Regions from separate parts of the Homo sapiens genome. Here region 1 is linked to region 2. Evidence: read pairs that join two places in POLR2A ChIA-PET (ENCODE). Cell type or tissue: PC-9. All regions are shown on one strand. Each heading gives the region's core, and the rest is flanking DNA. Links, peaks and the distances in the headings are about the cores only. Region 1 overlaps MAGI1 (membrane associated guanylate kinase, WW and PDZ domain containing 1). Region 2 overlaps MAGI1 (membrane associated guanylate kinase, WW and PDZ domain containing 1).

What was found. Peaks named below come from ENCODE experiments on the same cell type or tissue, not always from the same donor. Only the 100,000 strongest peaks of a DNase experiment are listed, where the experiment ranks them.
Region 1: POLR2A ChIA-PET joins it to region 2 with 6 read pairs; 2 of 35 experiments call an interaction of 5 or more read pairs at or near these places.

The regions. Positions count from the first base shown.
Region 1 is chr3:66,006,220-66,021,953 of GRCh38, reverse strand. All of the region lies in intron 1 of MAGI1 (membrane associated guanylate kinase, WW and PDZ domain containing 1), which reads left to right. LOC124900543 (a long non-coding RNA gene) reads left to right here. Exons shown (of 2, transcript XR_007095951.1): 1 at 1-15,734. Among named protein-coding and RNA genes, the nearest start is that of MAGI1, 25 kb to the left of the region's middle. RefSeq lists a silencer at 10,766-11,060 and enhancers at 10,581-11,173, 12,088-12,588. In PC-9, for the core only: no CTCF peak of the experiment used is centred there; a DNase peak (open chromatin) is centred at 10,933; H3K27ac peaks cover 1,345 bases.
Region 2 is chr3:65,841,718-65,857,451 of GRCh38, reverse strand. All of the region lies in intron 1 of MAGI1 (membrane associated guanylate kinase, WW and PDZ domain containing 1), which reads left to right. It also overlaps the pseudogene RPL17P17. Among named protein-coding and RNA genes, the nearest start is that of MAGI1-AS1, 44 kb to the left of the region's middle. In PC-9, for the core only: no CTCF peak of the experiment used is centred there; no DNase peak of the experiment used is centred there.

The DNA of each region.
Region 1 (15,734 bases), core at 8,480-12,479, 160 kb before region 2:
AGATTGCAGGCACAGCTTCTTGAAGAAAATCATCAACTTTGAACACAGTACCCCACACATTGGATTTGGGTGAATGGAAAGTATATCAGAATTACCTGGGAGAGTTTTCAAGTTATAGTCACCGGGGCGTGGCTTTATTAGTGATTCTGACTCATGTCTCCCTGCTCAGCACAGTCCTGATACTCCACCTCCAAAGAGTGGTCCACAGAACAGCCACTTACATAGAATCAGGCAGGGTGTTTGTTAAATATGGGGATTACTAGACCCCATCCCAGACCTACGGGATCAGAATCCTGGGGGTGTGGACTCTGTGAATCCAGTGTTTAAAGGTGCTCTGGCTGAATGTGGCAAGTCCAGCGTGTGATGCTCCAGGCTCTAAAATATTGGCCTTTCTTCCAGTTATCTAACAAGTGATGGTAACAGACCCCACTGTACACTCGAATGAACACTGATTGTGGGAGGCAGTCAAGAATAGAAAGACAAATTGAGTTATTTGAGCTGCAAGTTCTTCTAGGGGGCAAATGCTAGGTGTGTGCATATGTGTTTGTGGAAGTTCATTTTCTTGCTTCAGGGTTTTAGTAATTTAGAGGGACCTTTTCCTCTGTACCATGCTTGCCCTTTTAAGGCAGAAAGGGAACTCCGGTGGAAAGACAGCATTGACTAATAGAACTTTCTGTGATGATGGAATATTCTTTATCTACACTGTGCAATATTTTATTCCCTAGCCACATGTGGCAATTGTGTACCTGTAATGTGGCTGAGGAACTGAATTTTACATTGTACTGACACACAGTTTAAATCTATCTGCTTGTGGCTAGTGTCTACCGTATTGAATGGCACAGAAGACAGTGCCTCCACAAATAGTGAGGACAGTTACAGATCTTTGGTGTCACATCCAGCTGCTCCAAGACACGGTTGGAGTGATACGTTGGGTTGATGCTTCTTAACTTTGAAAGCTTGGGGTAGATCATGTTTTAGTGTCCTTTGGCCTTTTTCTTTTTAATCGGTACATTTACCGATGACAGTTTTCTTAAGCTCAGCATATGGTAGTGCGCTCATTGTCCCAGGTGAAGTAGGTTAGGGGTGATGTTTTCTCCTGTTGACTGCTCTGTCTCCAGCACCTGTAATGAGTGAATATAATGGATGACTGAAAAGTGATTTCAACTTGAGTATTTTATGCAGGGTGGGAGACTCTGTGTTACCCCGAGGTTGTATAGTTAAACTGTTGTATCACTTGATGCTTTTGGTTATAATTAATTTAAAAAATGCAACTCAAATGGCTTAGGTAGCAAAGGAGATGAACTGATGCATATAACTTAGAATTTCAGAAGGATGGAGCTTCAGGTATGGCTCAATCAGCGTATGGGTCCAATTTCTCTGTAATTTGCTTCAGAGCTGCCGATAGTCTGTATTGACTACCTGTGAAGATACAACCTACATATCTGTAATGGACAGCCTTGATTCTCTCAGAGCTGCTGTTTTCACCCTCCTCCTGTCTTGAGCCTCAAAATGGCTCTTCTTTTTGAGATAGAGTCTCGCTCTGTCACCGAGGCTGGAGTGTAATGATGTGATTTTGGCTCATTGCAACCTCCAGGTTCAAGCGATTCTCCTACCTCTGCTTCCCAAGTAGCTGGGATTGTAGGCGTGCACCACCATGCCCTGCTAATTTTTGTATTTTTAATAGAGATGGAGTTTCACCATGTTGGCTAGGCTGGTCTCAAACTGAGCTCAAGTGATCCGTCTGCCTCAGCCTCGCAAAGTGCTGGAATTATAGGCGTGAGCCACTGCGCCCGGCCAAGATGGCTCTTATTTGCAGATGGATAACAGGGGCAAACGGGTGATATGCCTTGTTACTCACAGCCAGGGAGAGAGAGACCCAGAGGAACGTCATGTACTGTGTGCTGAATGCCTTAGTTCTGCAATCCCTAATCATTGATGCTTATGCAAATTGGTGCCCACTTGCAGTAACGGGTGGGGTCAGTCCTTATCTGGGCCTTTTGACTGTTGCACTGGGAGCAAAACATGGTTCCCTAAGGAAGAGGGAGGTGCTGTTGAGAAGAGAGAAGCCATGGAATAGATGCCAGGTCAAGTAACCAACTGATCCCCACTTCTGACAGCTACCTCCAATGGGATGGTGGATTTAGAGAAAGGTCAAATTGGACAGGTGCCATGGGAAATTTAATTGCAATTGAGTATGGATGAGGTAAGAGTGGACTCCTTGGATATGAGTTTTAACTTGACCCGATGAGTTAAAAAATACAGCTCCCATTTATTGATCATTTGTTACCTGAGCTCTTGTCAAACTCTCCACAGACACTATCTTATTATTATTATTTTTGCAACAACTTTGCAAGTAGATAAAATTTAACCCATTTTAGTGATGAAGAAACCAAGTCTTAGAGAGGTGAAGTAATTTGCTTTAACTTAACAGCTAGTAAACTGCAATTCTAATCTGGTTCTAATTGCAGAGCCTGTGCTGTTAAATAGTATTCAAGATCAGTGGTTTTCAACTGAGGTAATGTTGCCTTTCCAGGGAACATTTGGCAATGTCTGAAGACAGTTTTGATTGTTACATCTGGGAAGTGCCACTGGTATATAGAGGGGTAGGGGTCGGGGTACTGTAAACATCCTTTAATGCACCAGAGAGCCCACTGCCAACAAAGATTTATCTGGCCCAAATGCCAATAGCAGCAAGATTGGGAAACCCTGCCTTCTAGTTCTCACAGAATTCCCCATAGATTCACTCACCATCTCCTGAGCTCACTTTATTTTCTTCTTAGCTCTCATCACCATCTGAAGTTAGCCTGCCTATTATCTGTTCCACTGGAGTGTAATCACTTGAGAGCAGGAATCTGATCCATAATCCATGTATTCTACTCTCCTTATGGCCAGGCAGTACCTGGCAGCTGAGCAGCATAAACATTTGTGGAATGAATGAGTGAATGAATGAACCAATCAAGATGGCATCCTTCTTGGTGTGGGTAGGTACCTTCCAATTGGATATGGCTCAGGGAAGATACGAGAATTTACCGGAAGCCTTGAACAGTTCTGGGGAACAATGGAGACACACTGTGGCTTCCCAAAGGGAAGAGCGAGAGGTGATCAGACAGCCAGTTCTCATTCTTGCAAAACTTGACAAGCAATGACTTGAAAGAGGAGGATGGGAGGTAAGTAATGAGACCAACCCATGCTGTGCTGAGTGAGGTGAGAGTCAGAGCTCAGGTGGCTGATTAAGACCCCGAGCACTCAGAATGCAGAAGGCTGCAAAGAGGGTCACCAGCCCATCAGCGGCCACCAAAGGCTGTACCAAGTCCACCTGGAACCTAGCCACAAGGGATGGTGATCATGATCCATGTGAGGCAAGATAGTTTACTGGTTACAGTGGTCACTGGCCTATTTTCAATTCCTTCACCGGCCCTTACCGGCTGTGTGACCTTGATCACTTGCTTAACCTCTCTGTGCCTCAGTTTCTGCATCTATTAAAAAAAAAATGCCTGGCTCTTTGTGCCTGGCTGGAGGCCACTTAGCCTAGAATTTTGGAATCCCAGGGTTTAACTCCTGGCACTGAATACCCTTGTTGGAAGGTAGAGAATGGGATGTCACCTCTGGGGTACTAGAGTATGGCCAAATGCTGTTAACCAGGCAGTCAGTCTTTGGAAGAAAATACTCTGCTTTTACATCCCCTGGTGGTAGCAGAAAGTTACACGTGTGAAAATATGCAGGGGCTGCTCCTGTGTGTGTTGGGGTGAGGGTGTAGTGGAGGTTAAAGGTATTTTGTTCCAGCCAGGCTTGTAAAAGAAAACAACATTAAATGGGCATGTGCAGACACCCCCCCCCCCCACCAAAGTGTCCTTCCTTATCTTTGTCTCCTGGTTGTGTGTTCATGAAGCACAACCACCAAAAATTGTGGACCGCATCTCTGACCAAGATCAAAGGAGGAAAAATAAATGAGTCCAAGACAAAGCAATTTACAGATATTAATTCCCAAAGAAGAGTAAAGATGTTTGCTTTTTCTCTCAGCTTGTTGGTTCTCAGCATTCTCATTGTTTAACTATTCTAATGGTTTCTGCCTCCTTCTTTGTGTTTTCCTAAGAGTCCTTTCTTTTCAAAGTTGGGATGACTTCCAGCTCTCACCTGCCCAATCTGTCCTGTCACCTGGCTGTTGGGCTTCATGTATGAAAGTGAAAACCGAGGAGAGTAGACCTATACGGATGATAACAATAGTGGAGCTTGATTTAGTGCCTCTCTACTCAGGCTTTGCACTGAGGGCCACACGTGCACCATCCTTCATCCTTAGCACGTGCTGTGAAGTGTGTGTACCATCCTCTCCAGTTTAGCGGTCAGAACCCTGAGCCTTGGAAGTTGTTACTTGTCTGAGATTAGGTGACAGCAGATTAGGTGACAGCGGTGGGTTTCCTCTAGCTTGGTGTTCGTCAGGAGGCTGCATTGTTGCCTGGTGACAGGTGGCAGGATCCCCTTCAGGGTGTGATGTACCATTGTGTGAATTAAGGGTAGGTGACCCCCTGGAGTTTGATCTGAAGAAAGCTGAGGCCAGGCACCCTTCCTTGCACCCTCCGTTGGGAGGGAGACGTTGGTGCCTTGGCGATGGTTTCACTGCGAGCCTGGCTCATTGCAGCGCGGAGCTTCCCGGTTTTTCCATCTGCAGCCGCGCCCTGCGCGTGTTGAGACACAAGTGCTTGCGTCTTCCCGCACTGACTAACTCCTACTTTCTCCTTGGGGTTCCCGGCAGTGCAACTTGGCACTTCATGAACGTAGCAAGGTTCTATGAGACTTAAACAAAATTGTGGTAAAATATACGTAACATAACATAAAATTAACCATTTTAATTATACAATTAAGTGGCATTAAGTATATTCAGGTTATTATGCAGTTATTACCACCATCCATCTCCAGAACTTTTTCATCTTCTCCTACTGTGCCTATTACCAACTCCCCATTCCCCTTTCCCCTGGCCCCTGGTGACCTCTAAATTTCTTTCTCTGTGAATTTGACTACTCCAGATACCTCATAAAAGTGAAATCGTACAGTGTTTACCCTTTTGCGACTGGCTTATCTCAATTAGTGTAATGTCCTCAAGATTCATCCACGCTGCAGCGTGTCAGAATTTCCTTCCTTCTAAAGTCTGAATAATATTCCATTGTGTATGTACCCCATTTTGCTCACCCTTCATCTGTTGATGGAGATTGGGTTGTTTCCACCTTGTCCTATTTGACTTTTATCTTCCCACTCCCCTTGGAAGCAGGTGGAGTCAGATTTTCTTGATGTCCTGACCTCCTCCATTCTGCTTTTCTTTCTTGCTCAGTTTTGCCTGACTTTCCCTGGGTCTCTCCGGAGCACCACTTACCCAAAGTCTCCAGCTCCGGTGCTGGGGCACATATTGCCAGAGTAGAGCCTTGCCAGCAACGTGTCCTCGTCGCTTCTTTGCAAAGGGTGTGTGTATTGGTCAGCTGTTCTTCGGTCCCGCCATCAGCTTTGACCCAGTCGACCCTTCCACCTTTCTGGCTTGGAGGCTGTATGCTCAGTAATTATGTGCACAGGATTTGAATTTCATGTAGTCCGGGTTCAAATCTGGTCCTGCTGCTTCCTTGCTATGTGGCCTTGGGTACATGTTTTTACTTCTGTGAAGTAGCAGTAATAAGAGCACATATCTTATATGATTGCTACAGGGATTCAATGAAATGATGCAGTCAACTCTCGGCATGGAACACAGAGCAAAGGCAACACTGAATGACTGATAGTTATTACCATATTAATTTTGTCAGTTTTCCTCCTTTGAATCTGATCACTTGATTCTAGGCTTGTGGAGGCGCTGAATAGACTTCGTAATTGACTCAAAACACTTCTGTTTTAACACTCTGGGTTTTTATCTTCTTTCCTGGCACCACTACCTCCTTTGAGATTTTATAGAGCTGAATTTGTTGGACCAAATTATATGGAGCATATTTGATAGAAACACATTCTAAGTATACTGTCTTTATGTCCTCATGTTATTTCCTTTCGATTTCTTGAAGTCTCAATTTAGTCACCACTCTGTAGGAAGCTACAAATGATGATAGAGCAATTAAGTGATCCCTGAGTCTTTAGTGTTCTAGAATGATTGATGTACAGATAGAAAGAGAGAAAATGCGTATAGACATTTTCCAATAAACTTTATGTCAGGGTAGTTTCCTGGTTTGGTCAATTTTTCTTTCTGTTGATTATTCCAGTGTAGATGGGATAAAAATTAAGCTACTAGACATTTATTGCTTATAAACTTTTTGGCATATTTAAAAAATATCATCTAATTGTTATTTTAAGGCAGTAGCTATAGAATATCTAGCATATATGTACCCCTTACTCTATGCCATCCTTTGCTGGAAGTGCTTTTTATCAACTCATTTACTTCTCAATCAGCTCTATGAAATGTGTTATAATCATTCCCATTTTTGAGAGTAGGAAATTGAGGCACAGAGGAGTTAAGATTTTTTTTTTTCACTGCTGTTAATGGTAGGCAAAGTTGGGAAACAAACCAGGTTCTTAGGTTCAGGCTGGGAGGGGGTTGGCTGCGTCCACAGTTATCAATGAGGAAATGGATGCCTGCAGGACGTAAGGTGCTTTACTGGGCTCAGCAGAGCCAGGGCTTTATATCCAGGTCTTTTATATATCCAAAGCTTATTTTTATTTACCATAGCTGTCTTAATTTATCAATTAGTACGTGTGTATTATGTCTTTGTATTTCTATTTTTATTTTTTAGATTTTTTTTTTTTTTTTTTGTAGAGACAGGGTCTCACTGTATTGCCTAGGCTGGTCTTGAACTCCTGGGCTCAAGCAATCCTCCTGCCTCAGCCTCCCAAGGTGCTGGGATTACAGGCATGAGCCACCCTGTCTGGTCTGGGAGAGGGTGCTGGGTGAGGGGATGGTGGTGGGGCAGGATTAAACAGTGCTGCAGGCATTCCCAGAAGGAAAAGATCATGTAGCGATGATTTGTTGTCAGTTAGGGTTAGAACTGGCCTTAAGGGGAAGGTAGTATTTGTCTGTAGGATATTTATAGAGATGGGGTGGAATGTTATTCTAAGTGGAGGCAACAGTGGGAGCAAAGGCCTGGAGGCAGGAAAATTCCAAGTGTACCATGGACCCAGAGTGTCTTAAGTTAACATTTAAGAAAATGACGGAATGAGATAGCATGTGTCCTTTACCAGCCTGGCAGAATTTCACAAGTGTTTATTAACTCTTGGTCTTGAAATGATTTGATAAGGCCTCTTTGGAGAGTATTGAGAAGAACCTATTAAAAATGGTAACATTTTGACCTAGCCTTTCTACCACTAGAAACCTATTCTTTGGAAATACTCAAACTCATAAAAGATATATGTGGGGCTGTGTTCTCTATATAGCATTGCTTGTAAAGACAAAAATTTCAAGTTGGCTTATATGTGTTGTGGGTGGTTGAAAAATTATATGGTATCTCCCTACAGTGGCTTATTCTGTAGTCAGTTAAAAAAGTGAGGTGGATCTCTGTCCTGACATGTAAACAGATGATGATATATTAAATAAAAAAGTAAGAGACAGCATCTATAGGATGATCCCATTGTTATATCACAGCTACTGCTGACCTGGTTGGGTATGCTTGTGTGTGCCTTAAAAATAAAAAAAGATCTGGAACAACAAGGATATGTTCCCTGTGGCTACCTCTGAGAAGGGTGACCATATGTCTCGGTTTGTTTGGGAAATATCTGGTTTACACCTGTTGTTCTGGTATAATTATTAATAGTACCCTCTTTCAGTGTTTGGTGAACTGCTTTGGATGGTGAATTATGTGTTTACCCTACCTTCCTCTGAGGATTGGAATTGGGGCAAGAGAAATGGGAAATGGGCTGTGACATAGGTGACTCGTTGGTGTAGTTTACAGCAAGCAGGTATTATTTTTATGAGGGAAATTGAGGAAGATGGCCCTGATACATTATGTAGTGGTTCACTGCGGAGCCACCATTGCATGGTCTTTATCAGGGGAGAAGTTACCTTTTTTCTTTTCGTCAGGTGTATGAGTATCTCCGTTTTACTTAAATAAGTCTTCAGTCAAATCATTGACGATGTTTTCATTGTCTGAGAAAAGTGGGTAGCATTGGCCCTAACATGCTTTTTCAAATACCTAGTGGGGATGTTTGCATTTCTTTCTTTCTTTTTTTTTTTTTTTTGAGACAGAGTCTCACTCTGTTGCCCTGGCTGGAGTGCAGTGGTGCGATCTCAGCTCACTGCAAGCCTCACGTCCTGGGTTCAAGCCATTCTCCTGCTTCAGTCTCCCGAGTAGCTGGGACTACAGGTGCCCGCCACCACGACCAGCTAATTTTTTGTATTTTTAGTAGAGACGGAGTTTCACTGTGTTAGCCAGGATGGTCTCGGTCTCCTGATCTCGTGATCCGCCCACCTTGGCCTCCCAAAGTGCTGGGATTACAGGCTTGAGCCACCGAGTCTGGCCTCTATCTTTTTCTTTAATTTGGTTCCAAGGTAGTTGGATTGAAGTTCTTTTTTTTTTTTCTTTTTTTTTTTTTATTTGAGACAGAGTTTCACTGTATTGCCCAGGCTGGAGTACAGTGGTGCAATCTTTGCTCACTGCAACCTCTGCCACCTGGGTACAAGTGATTCTCCTGCCTCAGCCTCCTAAGTAGCTGGGATTACAGGCATGTGCCACCATGCCTGGCTAATTTTGTATTTTTAGTAGAGATGGGGTTTCTCCATGTTGGTCAGGCTGGTCTCAAACTCCTGACCTCAGGTAATCCACCCGCCTCGGCCTCCCAAAGTGCTGGGATTGCAGGCGTGAGCCGCTGTGCCCAGCCAGAATTGAAGTTCTTCTTTGGGAAAACAGCACACCTTTTTAAAAAATTTAAAACTGTGACCCTCCCCACCCCTGGGTTCCTCAAACATAAATTTAGACACAATAGGAGTTAAAATGATTAAATGAGCTACATGCAAACTATTGACCTAGAGTGGGCTTCAGAGTTGGCTAGGTTCCTCTTTTCTTTGCTTCCCAGTAAAACCCTAGAGGAAATGGGGATGGGTGGGAAAGAGCTGCAGTTAAAAAATAGCAGTGATTCAGATTTACCGGACATTACAGGGGCACTTCTGATGTGCCAGGCACTGTGCTAGATGATTTCACATCTGTCCCCTTATTTATTCTTTTTTTTTTTTTTTTGAGATGGAGTCTCACCCTATTGCCCAGGCTGGAGTGCAGTAGCACGATCTTGGCTTACTGCAGCCTCTGCTTCCCAGGTTCAAGTTGTTCTCCTGCCTCAGCCTCCCAAGTAGCTGGGATTACAGATGTGTACCACCATACCCAGCTAATTTTTGTATTTTTAGTAGAGATGGGGTTTCGCCATGTTGGCCAGGCTGGTCTCAAACTCCTGGTCTCAAGTGATCCACTCGCCTCAGGCTCCCAAATGGTTGTCTGTTTTTATCTCTCATCCATTTCTACCTCTGCTTTTCTGAAATTAGCTAGTTATTACTGAGTCTTAATATTTTTTTTTTGTTTCAAGGTAAGACTGGTGATATGGAACTTTTAATACTACCTCTTCTCATATTTATATTTATAGGAAAAACTTGGAATGAATGTTTACTGCATAAAGTATAGTTTGTATTATTCATGTTGAGTGGATCATGGTGTAATTCCTTTTTATTTGCCCTCTGCTAAAAAAATAATTTCTAAGATGTTACTTGATAACTTGTCCAAGAAAAGTTTACTTAAAAGTTTGACAGATTAAAGCCTGTATGCATCTGGAAGTTTGGTGTTTTGGGTTAACTGAGCATAGAATGTTTCAGTGGCTGTCATTCTTTTGAATTTGAAGGATGTAACTTTGAAATACCATTTTGTTGCCCATCCTAACTAAAACAAGCAAAAGCAAATCGATATAGACAAGGTTGTGTGATGTAGGGGGAGTTACAGCTAAGGAAAAAGGAAGTATTGGACATCTGTTGGGTATCCTATTGCCCTTTAAAAAAGTTAACTCATTTTTTTCGCTAGAATTGCATTTTACTTGACCTTGAAAAAAGGACAATCCAAATAACTTAATACTATTACCTGGCCATACTTCACTATCTCTCATTCCAGTTTTTTTTTTTTTTTTTGGTTCAGCATATTGTCTGGCTTCCTGGAAAGCAAACTCAGAGATGATTACCATATAGGACATTGGTTAGGGAATGCTTTTGGAATCAATTCCTGTTGAAGGAATTGGGCTGGAGGAGAAGTTAGGCTGTGAAGTCGTCTCAACCAAGGCCCAGCCGACCTGCAGGAAGCTCTGACATTGAGATGGTTCTTCAGTATTGTCCTGGGTTGGGATGATAGGGCAAGGCTTGTATACCCTCAAGTCAACAAGGATTGGAGGCGGCTGTTCTGGGAAGGCTATGTGACCTCAGGGAAGGTGACTCTCTGCAGCCAACACAAGTCTTGGAGGGGGATCCTGGAGGCGGGTGGCATAGTACAGCATAGTGTTCACTGCATGTGGGCATATGACATAGGGGTGTATGTTTGTGTGTGTGTAATTGGCTTAATAAGCACCACCTTCTTCAGTAACATGACCAAGAACACACATCTGGGAAGTGGGTGTGCTTGGATTTGAGCTCATGTTTGACTAGCTTTCAAACCTATCTTTTCGTCGCTCTAGGACTGTTGCAACGTTTGTTGTCGAGAAAAGAATACTTGGGCCGTTCCCTTTCATTTTCCCTTTGGCGCATTTATGTGTGCTGCCATGTGGGGACACCCTTGAAGTTAGCTGAATTGGCTTCCTCTGGTATCTCCAACCTTTTGTCACAGAGAGTTGAAAGGAAAGGTAAATTCTTTTGTCCTAAATGAATCATCAGCTGGAAGAAAAGTCTGAACTCTAGCCCTCTATTATATTCCCCAGCCAGGGATGACTTTGGGCAAATTGGTGTCCCTCCAGTTCCCTGGGAAGGCACTTGACTCAACAGGCCTCTTTCCATTTAAATACCACAGGTAACACTTGGCTTCCTCTGAGAAAGCTTTCAAGTCCTGCCCCTTTGCTTACAGCTGGCTGGCATTCTGTGTACCCACTACGGCACTAGGATGAGACCGGCCATAAAATATTTGCTCTATGCTTTTATCACTGCCTGGAAATCCTGAGGGCAAAGGTGCTTTGTAAACACCAAGTTGGTAGTGAGTGGTGTGCAGAAAATTTGGAAATAAACACAGTTCAGTTCATGTAGGGGTTATGGGACTTCTCCAAATACCACAAACTGGAAATTCTGAAAAGAAAGTTAGATTTTATCAAAATTTGGGTGTTTGGGATTTTCAAAGAGCTGTCCTACTAATGACATCAGAGCCCCATATAGCCAGAGAAAGCTTCGTTTCATTATAATGGTGTAAGTGAGGAACGCCTAGAAGTGTGCTTGTTTTCAGCCTCTTATCATCTGCCGGCCTGCACCCTGGTCAGAGGATCAGATTCTTTCAAGAGGCAGTTTCTTTCATTCAGCCTTTTACTTGAGTGAAGCAGGCTTGTTGGGCATCAGTGAATATCATGCTAAGAGTTCCGTAGTTCAAGGAGACCTAGAATAAGGGGGAAAGCACTTTGTGAATTGCCCAAGTTATTGCCTAGGGATATGCATATTGGGAGCCCTGAGGAGTGGCCAAGGCACCACAGAACAGAGACTCACACTCAGTACCTGAGCAGGCTCCTTACTTTCTGTATACTTTTTGTTGTAAAATGGAGTTAATAGCAGCACCCATTTCATAGTGTTATTGTGATGACTTACTAATACATGTGATGCTTAGCATTGCTTAATGTTGTGGCTAAGCATTTTCTATATGTTAGTCGTTATTGTTTTTAAAAATAAACAATGATTCTTTTTTTTTTTTTTTTTTTTTTTTTTTGAGACAGAGAGTATCACTTTGTCACCCAGGCTGGAGTACACTGGGACAATCTCAGCTCTCTGCAACTTCCACCTCCCGGGTTCAAGCGATTCTCCTACCTCAGCCTGCTGAGTAACTGGGATTACAGGCACCCACCAGCATACCCATCTCATTTTTGTATTTTTAGTAGAGACAGGGTTTCACCATGTTAACCAGGCTGGTCTGGAACTCCTGACCTCAAGCAATCCACCTGCCTCACCTATCTCGGCCTCCCAAAGTGCTGGGATTATGGATGTGAGCCACTGCACCCAGCCAACAATGATTCTTTTAGGTTGAAGAGTTAATGTGCTCATGAGGGCAGGTTGAGAACCACAGTGCTGTGTAAAGATATACATTTTTTATTGAACACCTACTATGTGTTAAGTTTCATGCTTAGAGCTTTGTAGACACTACTGTTTAATTCTCTCAGTAACATTATTATGTAGGTATCGTTAGGCATTCTTAGGAACCTTGGAAAGTTTACCTTGTGTAGGTAGTCAGGGGTAGAACCAGGTCTTGAATTCAGATATTCCTTACTTTTTTTATTTTGAGGCAGAGTTTTACTCTTGTCGCCCAGGCTGGAGTGCAGTGGCATGGTCTTGGCTCACTGCAACCTCGGTCTCTGGGGTTCAAGTGATTCTCCTGCCTCAGCCTCCCGGGTAGCTGGGATTACAAGCACCGGCCACCACGCCCGGCTAATTTTTGTATTTTTAGTGGAGACGGGGTTTCTCTGTATTGGCCAGGCTTATCTCGAGCTCTTGACCTCAGGTGATCCGCCTGCCTCCCAAAGTGCTGGGATTATAGGCGTGAGCCACCGCACCTGGCCGGATATTCTTTATTTTTAAGAATCTGAAGTACTATGCATCACTCCCTCCAATGTCCTGGGGCAGCCACCAGGCATATTCATCTTTGTGTGTGTTTTTCTTTTGCTTTAGCACTGGGGCACTTCTTGCTTATTTCTTTGGTAGGAAAGGGGCTCAGTTTGTCTTGTGGGGTTGGTGGCAGGCAGGCCGGCTTACGCCTGATACGGCCCTGGGTTAGAAGGGAAGGGAAGATAAACTTTTATACAAATGGGGATAGCTGGGGTCTGAGACCTGCTTCCTCAGTAAAATTCCTGGGATCTGCCTATACCTTCTTTTCTCTAACCTGGCATACCCTGCTTAAAGCCTCTCAGGGCTTCTCTCTGTTCTTAGGATCAAAGTATTTAGAGCTACAAGAGCCCTCATGGTCTGGCCCCTGCCCCCCGGCCAGCTTCATTGTACATGTGGTGTTCTCTTGTCGTTCCTGTAATGTGGTATGCCATGGGGTCTTTGCACAAGCCTTTCCTCTTTGGCTGGACACTGTTCCCTGCCCCCCCATACTCTTCCTACTTAATATGTAGTCATCCTGCAGATTTCAATTCTAACATCATTTTCTCCAGGGATCCTGGCCTGACAGAATCTCATCTTGTTTAATGCTCTCATAAGACCACTTGTTTCCCTTTTGCAGCACTTGCCACTCAGTTGTATCTTTATGTGCGTTTGTGGTTGTATGGGTTGTGTCTGTTCCCCAGAATGCCCAGCTCTGAGCTGCGTGAGGGTCAAGGGCATTGCTGTGCCTGCCAGGTATAGTGCCTACATGTGGTGGGTGCTCATGTTTTAGAGACTAAATGGAGGAGGAGATGAGGAAAAGATTGAAATCTCTCGGTTCACCAGATGGTGTAGGGCCCAGCATTGTAAATTCACACGTTGACTGTGCTTGTGAATTATCTGGGGATGCAGGTCCTGATTCAGTAGGCCCAGGTTGGGCATCTCTAACAAACTCCCACGTGATGCTGATGCTGGTCCTATGAACTATACTAAATAGTAAGAATCTATGGAGCCAGGCTGGGCATGGTGGCTCACACCTATGATCCCAGCACTTTGGGAGGCTGAGGCAGGCTGATCACCTGGAGTCAGGATTTCAAGACTAGCGTGGCCAACATGGTGGAACCCCATCTGTACTAAAAATACACAAATTAGCTGGGCATGGTGGCACATGCCTGTAGTCCCAGCTACTTGGGAGGCTGAAGCAAGAGAATCGCTTGAACCTGGGAGGCGGAGGTTGCAGTGAGCCGAGATCAGGCCACTGTATTCCAACCAGGGTGACAGAGTGAGACTCTATGTCCAAAAAAAAAAAAAAAAAAAAAATCTATGGAGCCAGATAAGCTCCAGAGGACTAGTGTGTGGGGCACACATTCTTCCCTCCTCCAATTTAGTATCTTTCCTTCTCTTCTGCCCTAAGGAAAGTATAGCAAATACACTGAAATGGTTATTGCTGTACTAGGGCTCATCTCACTTATGAGCTATGTTCCTTGTTGTCTGCAGTATATTTTCTTGTTTGAGTCAAGCCCATCCATATTACTGCTACCAGTTCCCTTGATAAATGGTCCTGAAATGTTTCCTCGGAAGCATCAGCAACAGACCTACTGACAACAGCTGCTTAGGATGCAGTTAAGGAATTTCTCTTCAGCCTTGCACCATTTCCCTTATCCTGCACATTTATGCTCTTGAGTTTCCTCTTCCTCGCTCTCCTCCTCCTCACTAGAGTTGGACTGTGTTGGTGACATGCTGTGTCCAAGTGTTTAGAGTCAATTCCTGATTTCTCAGGCAGCGATTAGATTTTGAGTGTGTTGCTCAGCTTTCCTGCTTTTTGGCTTCCTAATTCTTCTGTTTACAACTTGATTCTTACCTGTTAATGATATAGGAAAAGAGACAGTGTGTCATTGGGAAGATAGGATCGCCGTGGGGCTTAAAGGAGACAATGAGATAGAACTGATAAAGTTCTACCGAGGCAGGTCCAGGGACTCCTTCCCTCTTGAGCGCCATGGGACCCAGCATCTGCACTGTACCCTGAGTGTAGTCAAGCTTAATAGACTTTACGTGACATATGTGATCTTCAGGCCAGGTGTGGTGGCTCACACCTGTAATCTCAGCACTTTGGGAGGTCGAGGTGGGAGAATTGCTTGAAGCCAGGAGTTTGAGACCAGCCTAGGCAACGAAGTGGGACTCTGTTTCTACATAAATAAATAAATAAATAAATAAATAGCTGGGCATGGTGACATGCACCTGTAGTTCTAGCTACTTGGGAGGCTGAGGTGGGAAGATCACTTGAGCCTAGGAATTTGAGGTTGCAGTGAGCTATGATTGAGCTACTACATTCCAGACTGGGTGAGAGAGTGATACTGCATCTCTAATAAACAAAACAAAACAAAACAAAACAAAACAAAACAAAACCATGTTCTTCAAAGAGAGGACCGCTAAACCAAGAAAAAACTGAAACAAAAATTTAAAACTCATAATCCCATTCCCCTGTTTTATTTATGTGTCTGTGTGTTGATATGTTTTTATGTCATACTTTCTTTAAACGACAGTATTATATGTGACATCATTAGAAACCTCCTTAAAGTTCTGGTACCATAGGATGATCAGAGTCTAAACAGATGAAAAAGCTTTACTTCAGCATTGCCTAGGGTTTGACATATGCTGAAAATAAACCATTCTAGTTTGTCTTACTCATATGTATATGTATAGACACATATACATACCCATACACACATATATACATATATACCTACACATAAACACATATACATGTATACCTATATGTGTGTATATATGTGTCACAAGTGAAAAGTTACTTGTTTGACTTTAGGAGAAGCTTTTAAGACTTTAACATTTGAAATAAAATGCTGGGCAACTTTCTGTCTTTAGAAGGTGGGATTTCATTTTTTGTCGTATCCAATACTGGCAGTAATAGTTTTTCAGCCTCTCATGAGTTAATTCACATTTGCTGACATTATTCATATAGCAGCCAGCCACA
Region 2 (15,734 bases), core at 6,079-10,078:
ATTAGCAGTTGTAAATTAGAGAATAGCTAAGAAAGTCTTCTGATTTGCAAACAATCATAGGGTGATAATGAACAAAAGTTTATCAATTTTTAACTTCTTCAAATGTGAAGAATAGGACATCTCTGCAGCATTACTTGGTAGCATTTCTGTGTTTTGATGGTTCATAAAATCTGAACCAGTACTAGATTTTTGTGCTGTACTCTCTCATGTTTCTTTTCTCCAGGAAACTACTTGCCAGTCCTTGTAAAGATTAGCTCTGTTTCCTGTTCTAAATGCTTCTGACCATGACTCTGGCAACTGACCTTAAGAACAAAGGCCAACTGCTATTGAGAAAGAAGGGCTGCCTTTCTGCCAGGTGTAGCCTGTGCGTGTGCAGTGGCCATGAGCCCCAATAAGCCCCATTACCTCTGTTGGAGCTGGCCAACTCCTGTCAAGTAAACAGGGCCGTCAGGGTGTATTGGTTTTCATGTGATTCCTGTGTTTCTGGTAGGTTAGTTGACAGTTTCTAATATGTCACTGGATTAAGAGAAAAGGAAGTCTGGATCCATGGGCGATTTGAGTTCCCCTTCCGTTAGGCGTCTCATGAACTTGAGCATGCCCAGAAACTCCCATGGAGAGGCAAGGTCCTGTTAGTTTGTGCGGCTGGCTGGAGCCAAGAGACCGTTGTAGTTTTGCAGAGAGGGTTAAGACCATCAGCTCCCAACTTCAGTGTCCCAGGCATCAGTATGGAGGGGACACACTGACCTCTTGAAAAAGTGCCATTGACATTGAGGTGTAGCACGTGATGATGTCCTTACTTGTTCATCTGAGATATGTCAGAATGGAGGGGAGGAAAGCCTGGCGTGTTGTCTTAGAATCATTGTTTTCTATAGTCATGCAGCATCTGTGTCACCCGATGACCTTCTCCAGGCAGGGCTGTGAGGAAAGAACACAGCATTGGGCAGCATTGCAGTTTGGGTCAAATTGGATCAGATACCTGAGTTCATCGAGTCTTGCTCTGGTCACACTTTATTGAGTAGGACATTGAGTGTCACCATCTGCCATTCATTTTTAACTTCTGCCATCTGGGAGGGTATGTTACAGGGTTGTGGGAGGCAGGAATGGATAAGCTGTGCATTTGATTGGTATAGAGAAAGTTATGAGTATACAGGGAGGTAAAACCTGCATTCTACTCTTCTGGAGTCTTCTATTCCCTTTTGCTTTTTCTTCTCCCCAACCCGAGGGCGATGCCTGGACACCCTACCTAGACCTTTACTATCCACTATGGTAGCCATTAGCCATATGTGACTATTTAAATCGAAATATAAGTTAGTTAAAATTAAACATAATAAAATACTCCTCCCACCCAGTCCCTCAGTTGCCATAGTCATATTTCAAATGCTCAGTAGACACATGTAGCAATCATATAGGGCAAAGCAGATCTAAAATACATCCATCATCAAGAAAATTCTGCTGGTCAGTGCTGGACACAGTAAGCTCTGGAAGAGTCCTGTGTTGGTCTAACACCATGTCCTCAGGCCAGAGCCAGGGGTGCCTGGCATGCGAGAAGCTTCCAGTGACTAGCTGTTGCGTAAGTGAGGGAAAGAATGAGTGAGTGGATACACATGAATGAAGGGCTTCATTTCACATTTGCTTGAATTGGCATGGTGCTTTTCCCCACCAGAGCCAATGTATCTATGGGGGTTAATGGGCTATCCGGTGTTGGTTCTTACAAATCTACATGTGCTATCTCCTACTTTCTGATTTTATTTAATTATGTTTTCTTTTCTTTTCCTTTCTTTTCTCTTTTTTTCCTTTCTCTCTCTCTGTTTCTCCCTTCCCCTCCCCTCTCTCCTCCCCATCTCCCGTCTCCTCCAAGGTCTTACTCTGTTGCCCAGGCAGGGATGCAGTGGTCTCATCATTGCTCACTGCAGCCTATAACTCTGGGGCTTAAGTGATCCCCCCTGCCTCAGTCTCTGAGTAGTTAGGATTACTGGTGCAAGCCACTATGCTGGGCCATTTTATTTTATTTTATTTTTAAAGTTACTTTATTTTATTTGTAGAGATGGGGGTCTTAGCTTGCCCAGGCTGGTCTCAGACTCCTGGCCTCAATCAATTCTCCTGCCTTGTCTCCCAAAGTGTTGGGATTACAGGTGTGAGCCATCGCACCAAGCCCTTTCCTCCCATTTCTTTGGTACTGTTTATCTCTTTCTGCGGATCTCAAAGCAAACATTTCACAGGCCTTTTTTTCTCTTGTGGACTCACAAGGCTTCCTGCTTATAATGGCATCTTTTAATGAGCACATCCTGTCTGCTGGTTAGGGTGCTAAGTGCTTCAGGCTGTAAACTCACCCCCGCCCCCCACGGATTTGGGCAGGTTTTTATCAGCCCAGAGTTTAAATAATAATTTTTATGCTTCAGGTGTGGCACACCCTCTGCAGCTGCAGCCAGCACCATCCATCCCCTCTTGCATAATACCCAGCAGATGTTGTACGTAGTTATTTATATTACCTTCCTTGTCCCTGTAGACGTTTGACTTTGCAGCCCTTGATTAGGGGATGCTGTTTACGTTTCCAAGGTGTCATACTTCTCCCTTTGGTTGTGGACTTCTGTGGACTTCTCCCTTTGGTTGTGGTTGTAGGTATTCCCCTTTCAGTAGTGTGACCATCTGTCATGGCTTTGCACCCTGGGAGGTTTGCAGGAACTGCGAGTCATGGTGCTACCAGATGAGCCAGGCCACAGCAGCTCATTTAGGTGACAGAGACTAGCTGTGTTTTTAGGTTTGTGCCTCATTTGCAGAACCCTCTCGTGGGACATTTTATTCAAATTCTTCCAAACAAAACTTCCTTGAGTAGTATTTGTAAGAACAGCATTGAGCTTTTCCATGAACATATTGCAAAGTTATCCATTTTTCAGAAAAGGTGGCTGTTTATTTTAATCACATGGAAATGGTGGTTGTGAAGACGCTGGCATGGGAATTTCTGAGCTTTTGAGGAGAACTCAGGATTTTCATGGAGAGATGGAGGCACATTATTGCCTCATGCACCTATTCTTTCAAAGTTGTATGTACAAAGCACTGTCACATTTACTGGGACAGCAAAATCCTTGAGTGAAAAGGAGAAAGTGTATTGCATGTACTCATGTCTCCTTGTTTCTTTCTGCTACTTCTTTGTTGTGTTTTGTCTTAAATTTGAAACAGGGTCTCACTTTGTTGCCCAGACTCTTCTGAAACGCCTGGCCTCAAGGGATCCTCCCATCTCAGCCTCCTGAGTAGCCGATGCTTTTTTTTTTTTTTTTAAACCTTTAAATAAAAGATTAGAATTTTTACACAGCTAACCTGTTTTTGTCAGGGCAACTTTTTTTTTTGAGACAGAGTCTCGCTCTGTTGCCCAGGCTGGAGTGCAATGGCATGATCTTGGCTCACTGCAACCTCCACCTCCCTGGTTCAAGTGATTCTCCTGCTTCAGCCTGCTGAGTAGCTGGGGCTACAGGTGTGCACCACAACACCCGGCTAATTTTTTTTGTATTTTTAGTGGGGATGAAGTTTCACCATGTTGGCCAGGCTAGTCTCCAACTCCCAACCTCAGGTGATCCACCAGCCTTGGCCTCCCAAAGTGCTGGGATTATAGATGTGAGCCACCACACCTGGCCTGTCGGGGCACTTCTTGATTGAGATAACCACTTTCTCCCTGGAAGGCTTCCATATTGAGTATCAGCAGCAAAATGCATCAAACAGAGAGAAGCATTTTGAAATCATTTAATAAAATATGGTCTTGTGAGGATAGAGACTGCTTTTGTTTCCTTGCATTCAGCTGCCCTTTTTTGGATACGTCTCAGGTTTTACTTACTGATCCAGAAATTCATTGCTTGTCTCCCTAATATTAAGTTAATGGGGAGGTTAGTGTGGGCAGAACTGAGAAATGAATACGTTTTGATACATTCCAACTTCCCAGCAGCTGGTAAAAGCATGGTATGCATTTTAGACTTTTGATATTGAAACATTTGAGGGATGGAACTCGTGTTAAAAATTTCGTCAGCACAAAGTATGCATAGGTGAATGAATTAAGATCTTATCTTTGCCCTACTAGGAATTTACCTATCAATGCATTAAACATGTACTTATAGAACTATTTATATCACACAAGCAAGGTGATGTTTATGGTTTCAGTTGAGCTGTTTACCACATCATGTTGGGTTGGGCTATCATTAATCTGAAGACTTATTTTTAAATCTTGAGTTATGAATTAACAAAGATGCTGCTGATGTGTCCCAGAGTAGAAACCACAATTAATTTTTTTTTTTTTCTTGAGACGGAGTCTCGCTCTGTCGCCCTGGCTGGAGTGCAGTGGCACAAATCTCGGCTCAATGCACTTGGTTCCCGGAGGGAACCTCCACCTCCTGGGTTCAAGCGATTTCCCTGCCTCAGCCTCCCGAGTAGTTGGGACTACAGGCACGTGCCACCATGCCCGGCTAATTTTTTTTTTTTTTTTTTTTGTATTTTTAGTAGATACGGGGTTTCACCGTGTTAGCCAGGATGGTCTCGATCTCCTGACCTCATGATCTGCCCACCTCGGCTTCCGAAAGTGCTGGGATTACAGGTGTGAGCCATGGCGCCCAGCCAAAACCACAAATATTTTCTGATACTTTGCCGATTGCTTAAAATTTGTTGTTGGCCAGGTGCAGTGGCTCACGCCTGTAATCCAAGTACTTTGGGAGGCCTAGGCGGGCAGATCACCTGAGGTCGGGAGTTCGAGACCAGCCTGACCAATGTGGAGAAACCCTGTCTCTACTAAAAATACAAAATTAGCCAGGCGTGGTGGTGCATGGCTGCAATCCCAGCTACTTGGGAGGTTGAGGCAGGACAATCACTTGAACCCGGGAGGCAGAGGTTGCGGTGAGCTGAGATCATGCAGTTGTGCTCCAGCCTGGGCAATAAGAGTGAAACTCTGTCTCAAAAAAAAAAAAAAAAAATTGGTGTCAAGTGTGTCTTCAAACATTTTTATGGTAATGGAGGTGTGTGTATATACGCACGTCTGTCTAGTGTTTACCTACTGGGTAGAGTTTTACATGTTGTTCCACCATCTGAAACACAACGTGAGAGCAATAGTAACAAGCAAGATATGTTTGCTCACTACCCTCCTCTTCCTTTCTGGGGAGGCTCAAAACTGATGCTGGCCAGGTGCAGAGAGCCCATCCTAGACAGCAATGCTACTTCCATCGCCAGCTACCTTGTTACCTTGTGGAAGACACCAGCAGGATAACCTTGGCAAGGATTTCTTCCTTATGATAGGGCCACCAAGGAGGACAGATATAGGTAGTGATGATGCATGAACTTGCTTGGTATTTAGGCTGTTTACAGCCCTACCAGATATCTTCCTGGTTTGACAAGTTTGCCTTGGGCCCACAATTCCTTGAGCCTTCCCACTTCCAGCTCAATGTATTCGCTTTTATTCCTACTTAAAAACCTTCCCCATATGATTCAACTTTTGGCCTTTATCCACATTCCTCTCAAATTCTTCCCCCGTTCTTGCCTCTTTCGCAGATCAAAACTATGCAATATCTTCCTCCTTATGATGCATATGTTCTAAAACTTCTTTGATTAAACTTTTTTATATTACTGAACATAAACATTCGACTTCTGCCTGTATATTTTTGAAAATATTTCCAAACATATGTGGCCATCTTGTATGTGTATGTACATGTTAGCCTAACACATTTTTTTTTTGAGACAGAGACTTGCTCTGTTGCCCAGGCTGGAGTGCAGTGGCACCATCTCGGCTCACTGCAGCCTCTACCTCCTGGGTTCAAGCGATTCTCCTACCTCAGCCTCCTGAGTAGCTGGGATGACAGGTGTATGCCACCACGCCTGGCTAATTTTTGTATTTTTAGTAGAGATGAGGTTTTGCCATTTTAGCTGGGCTGGTCTGAAACTCCTGACCTCAAGTGATCCGCCCACCTCGGCCTCCCAAAGTGCTAGGATTAGAGGCGTGAGCCACCGCGCCTGGCAACCTAACAGATTTTTTTTTATTTAGTTTGCAAGCTTACACTCCATCACCAGTGCCCATCAAAATCCAAATAAGGCAACAATGTAATACTCATAAGTCATTGTGTGGGAGAAAATAAGGTAATCAAGAGATCTGCAAGATAATAGTCACTTTTGTACAGTTCTTGTTAATATGCAGAGCACTTTTATGTATATGATCTTCTTTGATAGCGTCAACAATCCTGATGTGGATATTAGTTTTATCCCTGGCTGAGAGATTTAATTACTCATTTAGTCAAACTCCAGGCATAGTTCTAGGTACCAGGCATACAGCAGTGAACAAAGCTAAGTCCCTGCCTTCTAATGAGGCATTTTTTTTTTCTCCAGATGAAGTCTCGCTCTTGTCCCCCAGCTGAAGTGCAGTGGCGTGATCTCGGCTCACTGCAACTTCTGCCTCCCCGGTTGAAGCAATTCTCCTGCTTCAGCCTCCTGAGTAGCTAGGATTACAGGCACCTGCCACCCTGCCTGGCTAATTTTTGTATTTTAAGTAGAGACAGGGTTTCACCATGTTGGCCAGGCTGGTCTCGAACTCCTGACCTCAGGTGATCCGCCCGCCTCGGCCTCCCAAAGTGCTGGAATTACAGGTGTGAGCCACCACGCCGTGCTTGAGGCATATTTTTAAAATAAAGGTAGCCTGACTGGGGCCTAGAGCAAGGTTAATGACTGTTCTCAGCCGTGGAGAAAGTAAGGGAGGGAGTGAACGTTGCATCCTGGTTGTTTCTGTGTCGGTGGCTTTTCTTCTAAAGCACTGCTTATTGGTCTTTTTCTCCAGTGTGCCCCTGTAAAAACAGAGGACAAAAAGCCCAACATTACTTTGACAGCTTGAGTTCTATTCTAAAAGTTCATCCAGAGTTTATATCGTATTCTATTATATATCTTTGTTTTAATGGAAAACTCTTTTAGATGATGTAATGTTCCTCCCTTGTATCTTTACATTCCAGGAAGAGGTGTCTTGCTTATCTTGACACTTCAAGGATATCTTTGCATTAGGATGACTAGCCATCCTGGTTTACCCTGGATTGAGAGTGTTCCTGGGATGCAAGACTTTCAGTTTTAAAACCCAGAAAGCGCCGGGCAAACTGGGATTAAGTTTGCATATGGTTTCCAGGTTTTTCCATACTAAAAGTGGTCAAGACTTAGGCAAATTGTGACAGTTGGTCATTCTAGTTTGTATACTGCAAAAGAAGGGGACTGCATTTACCATAATTTACAGCATGACACAAACACATGGGTTCAAACTCTTAGTATGTTCTGTAACATACATTTAAATTAGCACTATTTTTTTATATATATAAAGAAATAGGGTATTCAAACAAGTTTGGCTGGTAATGTTTTATTTCACTTCTAATATCAGTGATTTAGAAAAAAATATAGGGTATGACCCTAGATCATAATAGTATATAAATGATATAGTACATAATTGATAAATTAATTTCAGATACATATTCTTGCTTTGAACCAAATTAGTAAAGTGACTAATTTATCTGCATTTCAGAGAAATTGTGCAGTTTAAAGTTGAATCTAGAGAGGGAGAGCTGGTTTCTTTGGGGTTAAATTTCTGTAGATTCCCAAACACTGACATCAAATCTTTAGTGGAACCTGGAAAAAGGAAGGAGAAAGTATTTTAGCTCAGTTAATGTTCTTCCTTCGTTAGATGTGATGAAAAATACACAGTCTAACCATTGTGTAGAAGAAATACTTGTTTCTTAACAGCAGCAACAAAATGTCATTTATTAAGCACTTACAGACATCTTACCAGGCTTTATTCTTTATTTCATTTAGTTGTTACAACCAGCTTATGAAGTAGTTTATCAGTCAGTATTAGACATCTAACAATAACAGACCAGCAACCCTCAAATCCCAGTGAGATATATATATGTGTATATATGTATATTTGATGATATATATGTATATTTGATGATATATATATATGTATATTTGATGATATATATATATATATATGAAAGTTTACTTTTAGCTTAGGATACTTGTGCAGCAAATAGGTCAATGGTAGGGAGATGGACTGTGCTCATCACTGTCATTCAGACTGACAAAGAGGCTACCCAACATTGCTGGTGTTTGTGCAGAAGGGAAAAGAATGGTCTGGGTCAGGTGCAGTGACTCATGCTTGTAATCCTAGCACTTTGGGAGACTGAGGCGGGTGGATCACCTGAGGTCAGGAGTTCAAAACTAGCCTGGCCAACATGGCGAAACCCCGTCTCTACTAAAAATACAAAAACTTAGTCAGGCGTGGTGGCACATGCCTGTAATCCCAGCTACTCGGGAGGCTGAGGCAGGAGAGTCACTTGAACCCTGGGGATGGAGATTCCAGTGAGCCGAGATTGCGCCACTTCACTCCAGCTTGGGCAAAAAGAGCAAAACTCCATCTCAAAAAAAAAAAAAAAAAAAAAAAAAAAAAAAAAAAAAAAGAATGCTCTGAATAGTCTTGAGCTGCCAGTTAAGTGTTTGGAGTGCAAGTGATTTGCTTCATTTTGCATACAACTCACTGGCTAGAACCAATCACATGGCCCCACTCACTCACAAATCAGTAAGCCAGGAAGTGTCCACAGCAGCAGAGAGCTGGAAACATTTGGTGATCTGCTGTGGTGTGTACTATGGCAGGAAGTCTTCTCCACTTGAAGATGGGGGACCTGAGGCTAAGAGAGTTTAAATAACGATCAAGAACATTCAGCTTGCAGGTGACTGGGCTCAAACTCAGGCCTATCTGGGTCTAGGACCCAGGTGTTTAACTGCTAAGCTATAGGTTTTTCATCTCTTAATTAATTGTAAAATCAGTTTCTTCCCTTCAGTGAAAACTCTCAGCTTAGAAAGAAAATAAAAAAAAAAAAAAGAATACAACTTATGTTGGGTAACTTAAGAGAGCAGTTGTTTTCTTTGTGCAAACTGTGCCTCAAGTTATTTTCAGTGTATTTTAATTAAAGATTGCCTGTCAGCTCTTTGGAAGTGTCCCATTATTGCAAGTTGAACAATAATAGGTCCATGGGGCCAGGAGTAAGTGTACTTCAGTGCTGAAGTAGATTCTCAGGCCATCAGATATCGATGTCAGCTTCTTATTAAGCCTGCTCAGAACCAGCGTAGGATACGAAACATTCTAAGTTGCTTCGCTTTGCTTCACTTAGCTCGCCACTTTAATTCTTCCATATGTTTCTCATTTGGTTTTCTTTTATATGAAGTTTCATTTAGGATAACATGCAGTTCCCCATGTTCACCATTCTTCCAGTAAACCAAACAGAGACACGTGGTCTGACAAAGTGGAATGCTTCTGACTTCTTCTTTTTAATTCTGGCAATAAATTGGGGAAATGAATTTCCTGTCCTTTGGGTAACTCTTATTCTCTGGTTGTCTCCTTTGTTCTTCTATCGGGGAAGGGTATTGATCACTTCTGAGCTATCCAAGATCAACCAAAATGTTGAAGTCTCACTGTGTTGCCCAAACTGGACTCAAACTCCTGGACTCAAGGTATACCCCAACCCCAGTCTCTCAAGTTGCCGGGACTACAGGTGTGAGCCACCATGCTTGGTTCCAAAACTACATTTAAATCCCAGCTCTGCTATTTCTGTGACGTGAGACAAATTCCTTAGTTAGGCTGAGCTTCAGTGTCCTCACTTGTAAAATAGTGAAGAGCGTAGTACCCAGTGGAATTTCATCATCAAAAGCACATTTAACTTATACAAAATCATCTCTGCATCCTTAGCATAAAAGAATAAATAAACGATTGAGAGGATGAATGAATGATAGTTGAATGATGTGTTGGTTGTTCCCCATGATGTGTAAGCTCAAGAGTACTCTCGGGATTTTAAATTCATGTATTTTGATATTTATCATACACATTGATAAATATATTTAAGAAAATGCACTAGAGATGAGACTATCTCCATATGGATAAAAATAAAATTTGTTTAATATGTTAGTTAGAATTATATGAATATGAAATTAAAGATTTCTTCCGTGGATCACTTTGACAACAAGAATGCTGTCCAGATCTTAATTTTATGGCCTGTGTGGACTTAGATTTTAGAGGAAAAAAAACCACCAGGTGGTGCCGGCCAGAAAAGAAATAGAAACCTAGCTAGGGTATTTCCATCCAGGATACCCTTAACAATTTGGGAATTCTAAAGCATTGAGCCATCTGCCTCAGATTTTATGTTATTAAGTACATTGAAATTCTTGAGCTTTAAATCCTCATGTAGAAGACTCTGTCTCTGATTTGTGATTTGTCATGCTACATTCTTTTAGCTGATAGGATTTTTGTATTTATAAGAAAGAAAATTGCCTCTAGTGATCAGCTGTTGCTTTTTGCACAGTCATTTCATTATGTTGGCAGTGTTTTCATAAGTACCGAACTTCAGGGTAGTAAAAATTTGGTTTAGGAAATAATTGTCCTAAAATTGGTATAAACAAATGTGCTTAGGGTTTTTTTTTTTTTTTTTTTTGTAAGACATTGCTATTCTTTGTAATCTGAAAGGACAAGTCAATGTTTCTTTCCTTTGTTTGGGGGAGTAGGACCCCAGAGGATGAAAGCACCAGATAATTATATTTGTCAACCCATCCATCCTTTCAAATATGTATTTAATGCTTCCTCACAGAGGCAATGTGGTATAATGGCTAAGACCATAGGCCCTGGAATTAGACTGCCTGGATCTGAGTTCTAGCTGTACCATTTCCTACCTGCCTTGGGTAAGTTACTTTACCTCTCAGACCTTCAGTTAATGCCATCTGTGGTGGCAATAATAACAGAACCTGCTTCAGAACTGTTACAAGGCGAAAGCACATATTTTTACAGAGTGTGTGCTCAAAACATATTGGTGATCATGACTGCTGGTACTTTGAGGCAGTTGCTACTCAGACTTACTATAAGGACCTTTGTGGGGCCCTATTATGACTCTGGTGGCAGAGCATCATTTAACTATAACACTCTGGAAGATCTAGATCATGACCCCTGTTTTACAAATGAAGTGTGGTTAGAGTAGCTAAGTAACTTACTAAGGTCACTCAAAGGCCAAACCTGCATCCATTGTCTCAACTTTGCCCTTGATTTGCAATTTTGCAGAGTTTGGGGTGAAGTTTCCCTTTCCAGCTGCTATTCACTTGAGACCGCACTACATAAGGGCTTGCATCCTAGAATAAGACTAGTTTTCAGGCAGACTCTAGCCAACTTTAGGAGTCATTTTCATAGATTCTAGTGATGATCTTGAAAATAATACTTTCACATAGCCACTGCCTTCTGTTGGAGGGGCTGGTGGCTGCTGGATTTATAGCTGCCTGGTCCCTGTTCCTTTGCTCTGTGTATGTCTACCCACGCACAAAGTCAGTTTCGATGGCTTCTGACCTTGGCAAATGAAGTGTTGTTGCCAAGTAACAAGTGGCATTGTTACTACTGGTTTGAGGCTTTTATTCCCAAATTTTATAAAAGAAAGATTTAAGCTTTTTTAGCCCGGCTGTCTACCTGCTTTTCATCTTTGAACCAGAAAAGGACAAAAGAATCTGATAGGCTTTGCAGGTTAACTTGTCTGGCGGATCACAAGGCCAGCAAACTATTGGCTGGCATCCTGAATGATACTGGAAGCAAAACAGCAAAACTTACCTTTCGTAAAAGACTGTGAAACTTCTAAAATTCAGGTTGTCATTTGGAACCAGAGAAGGTCGAGACAGGTGTGGCTGGAACAGATGGGGAGGAAGAGCTAAGAGCTGCCACATGGGAGTGAACTTAACACATCAAGTTCTTCAGTCTGGCAGTGCAAAGGCATAGCAAAGACATGAAATTGGTGCAGTTGTGAGTGATGTGGTAGAAATATGTTGAGGTGTTTGGACCCGGCTGGAAACTAAAATTGGTTAATTTAAGATCTGATGCATTGGATGATGAAAAATGTAGCAATAGGTGGCATTTTTTGAGTGCCTACTCTGTTCCAGACACTGTGCCAAAGCTAAACGAGAATTATCTCATGCATTCCAGTGTGGTAGATATTATTATTATGCTCATTTTTGGATAAAGATGGTGAAACTTAGTGAGATTAGTTGACATGTATAGTAAGTGATGGTCAGATAGCAAGTTCAGCGTTACTCCAGGGGCCCATCATGTTAACCACGACACTCTATGTGCCCAAGGATTGCTTTCTTTTCTTTTCTTTTTTCTTCTCTTCTCTTCTCTTTTTTTTTTTGAGATGGAGTCTCCCTCTGTTGCCCAGGCTGGAAATGCAGTGGCACAATCTCAGCTCACTGCAACCGCCGCCTCCTGGGTTCAAGTGATTCTCCTGCCTCACCTTCCTGAATAGCTGGGACTACAGGCGTGCACCACCACACCCAGCTAAGTTTTGTATTTTTAATAGAGACGGGGTTTCACCATATTGGCCAGGCTTGTCTCGAACTCCTGACCTTTTGATGCTCCCACCTCGGCCTCCCAAAGTGCTGGGATTACAGTGTGAGCAACCGTGCCCCGCCTATGCCCAAGGATTTCAATGGGCAGAGGAAATACTCAGATGAAGGAAAGGGTTGAGCAAATTAATGCATGGCCACAAAGAGTGCTGATGTCTTCCTAAACTTTAAGAGTGGAGTTAGGGATCCCTGGGGTGTCCTTTAGTGGGTGATTGGTAGGTAATAGTCTGTATCATTTTTCGTAATTTAATTCTATGTGTTTAGATTGGATCCAATCTGCACTGGAAAATGCTCTAAAATAAGCCCTAGGTCTTGCATGAATTGGGTTTTCAGTTTCTTTTTAAGCTGCACTTTGAGAACTGCTTCTCTGGACCCCTGTTCCTGAAGTATGCCATTTAGGATTCTGGTTCAGTAAGATCTCAGTTGATCATGATGTGTGTGGAGGGTGTGTTTTGAAGTTAAGTGGAGTTCTTTGGCAAGATCAGAGCTTTCAATATGTTAAAACTTCAGGGCTCTCTGAGAAGAGGACATAGCTTGTAGTGTTCTCGAGACATTTAAAATTGTTTTACTTGGATTTATTTTATGCCAAATTTATTCTTGTGCCATACGTTTTTGTTTCTTCAGTTTCTTCTGGGATATCCTTTTCTTCTGAGTAACTTTCTGTTCTGCTTTAGGAACAATTTGTACCTTTTCAGTCAAGATCATCTAGATGTGGCAGGGAGAGCTCGTGTATCAGTTAATCTGACCGTGTGAGCTCTGCAAGTCCTGTAGCACATCTTAGGTGCTTTGTTCACCCGGATCTGCTCAATGACCAGAGAATCTATATCCAAACTCTTAAGTTCAGCATGACTCTCTGCATTTTTACACATGTGCAGCAAAAATTTAGCACTCTTTTTGGGCCACCGACCCAGTGTCCAGCCCCACTGTTTGGCCCAGACACACCTACCAACTCCACTGTTGTAGCTTTGGAATGGCACACATTGCTTCTGTCAAGTGACATCTTTTAGATACTTGGTGGCTTTCATATCTGCATACCCTCGATGGCCTGGGTGGTTCCACAGGTGTTCTTGCAGTGAAAATGAAAATTTTAACCTGTCAATTTGCATGCTTTTTGTGGGGGTTTCTGGGTCAAGAGAATGGTGAACCATTTTCACCTCAGGCCATTTAGGGGAAGAGCCCCAAACATTTTTGACCATAAAACTCTCTTCTCTCAGAGCTTTGCTGAGACTGGAGTTGAAACTGGACTAAAAGTTTAAACCTTGCTTTCTTTTAGTTCCATTCTGTTTTGGTTGCTTTGATGTCAAAACAAAACAAAACAGTCCATACTGTTTAAGTCATGGTGATGACTTATTTCCCTATACCAGGAACCTGATGAGGAGAGCGAAATGAAGAAGGGGTCCTCTAGAATCTGGGGGTCTTTGGAAATGAGTGAGTTAACTGGTGGGTAAATAAGTCTTAATCTTGGCTGTGGAAGTCTGTAGCTGGGAAGGTACATTAGTTATCTAGTGCTATGTAACAAACTGACGTTTATTTACTTTACTCCACAAGTTTTTAGCTTAAAACAACAAACATTGAGCATTTCCTTGTTTCTATGGGTCAGTAACTGAACACAGCTTAACTTGGGATCCTGAGCTTCAGGTTTCTTATGAAGATACAGTCAGACTGTCAGTTGGGCTGCAGTCTCATCTGAAAACTTGCCTGGGATGGTGGGGGAATCTCCTCCCAGGATCATTCTCCTGGTTGACAGTCCTTGCTCCCTTATTCCGTGGACCTCTTGACAGGGCTGCCACATAATATGGCATGTGGATCCTTCTAGGAAAAAGGATCCAGGAGATAATGAGAGATCACCTAAGACAGAAGACAATCTTTTTATAACATTATCTTAGAAGTGACATCCATCACTTTTGATCAATTCTTTTTATTAGAATTGAGTCAATAAGCCAGTACTACATTTATGGAGAGAAAAGTATTCAGGGTTATGAATACCAGGAGGTGGGGATCATTGAAGACCATTGTAGGAGCTACATATTATGGATGTGTAAGAAGGGACAGAGATTTTTTGGTAGGGGAGACATTTTTCAGTTTTCATTTTATTTATGGTGAGGAGACAGGGAAAAGTGTAAGAGAAAAGCCACTGTCTCCCATTGGAAGGATCATATTCCACAGTCTAAGAGTAAGTAGAGAAGATTAACATACATGTCAGACTGAATAAAGAGCAGTAGGTCACCATGACTTCACCTTCCAGGAGAAGCGCCCTGTTGGCTCTGAAGCTTGCTAGAAAAAAGAAAGGAAGGAACAAATTATAGAGAAGCATTTTACTATGGTCCAAATATTTGTTTCAGCCAGATTAAATTTTATGTTAGAAGTACACATTTATGGCTGGGCGCAGTGGCTCATGCTTGTAATCCAAGCACTTTGGGAGGCCGAGGTGGGTGGATCACCTGAGGTCGGTAGTTCAAGACCAGCCTGACCAACATGGAGAAACCCTGTCTCTACTAAAAATACAAAATTAGCCCAGCGTGGTGGCACATGCCTATAATCCCAGCTACTCGGGAAGGCTGAGGCAGCAGAGTCGCTTGAACCTGGGAGGCGGAGGTTGTGGTGAGTCGAGATTGCGCCATTGCACTCCAGCCTGGGCAACAAGAGCGAAACTCCGTGTCAAAAAAAAAAAAAAAGTACACATTTATAAAATTTCAGGGGATATGGAACATTGAAAAAGAAAGAGAAAACAGGTGTGAATTCCTTTACTTGATTAAATAATCTTTTACACCTCCTCCCTAACTGGATTGTAAATTTTAGTGTTACAAAAAGATGGTATTGTTTGTTATCTCTTAGACACCCAGGAGAGAAGATCAGTTTCTTCTTGCTCTCTAGGAAAGGGCTCCATAACTCAGAGCATTGACATCTGTTTTGACGTTTGAGAAATGGCAGTAAAAATTTGAGTCAATACTCTTCATATAGTGGAGGTCTGGAGCAGGAACTGGAAAGGTAGACTGAGAAAAATGCTCAAACTGATATTTATTTACTTATTATTTAGATATTTTGTTAGTAAGATTGAGTTCCTTCTTGTCTATAGTACCAAAATAGATAAGGATCCTGTTTTTTGAAATGAACCCCAGTTGCGCCTTAGGCATTGTGAGTTGGCTCATTTCAAACCAGTTGTAATATGGTTTTTTATTCTCTAAATTTCGGGACCTGATGCTAAGGAATGTGAATATACAGTTAGGTTCCTGTGAACCCTGTGTTGGTTCAAAAAGGCTGGTGGAGGGAAATTTATGACACTAAATGCTTATATTAGAAAAGAGGAAAATTGGCCGAGC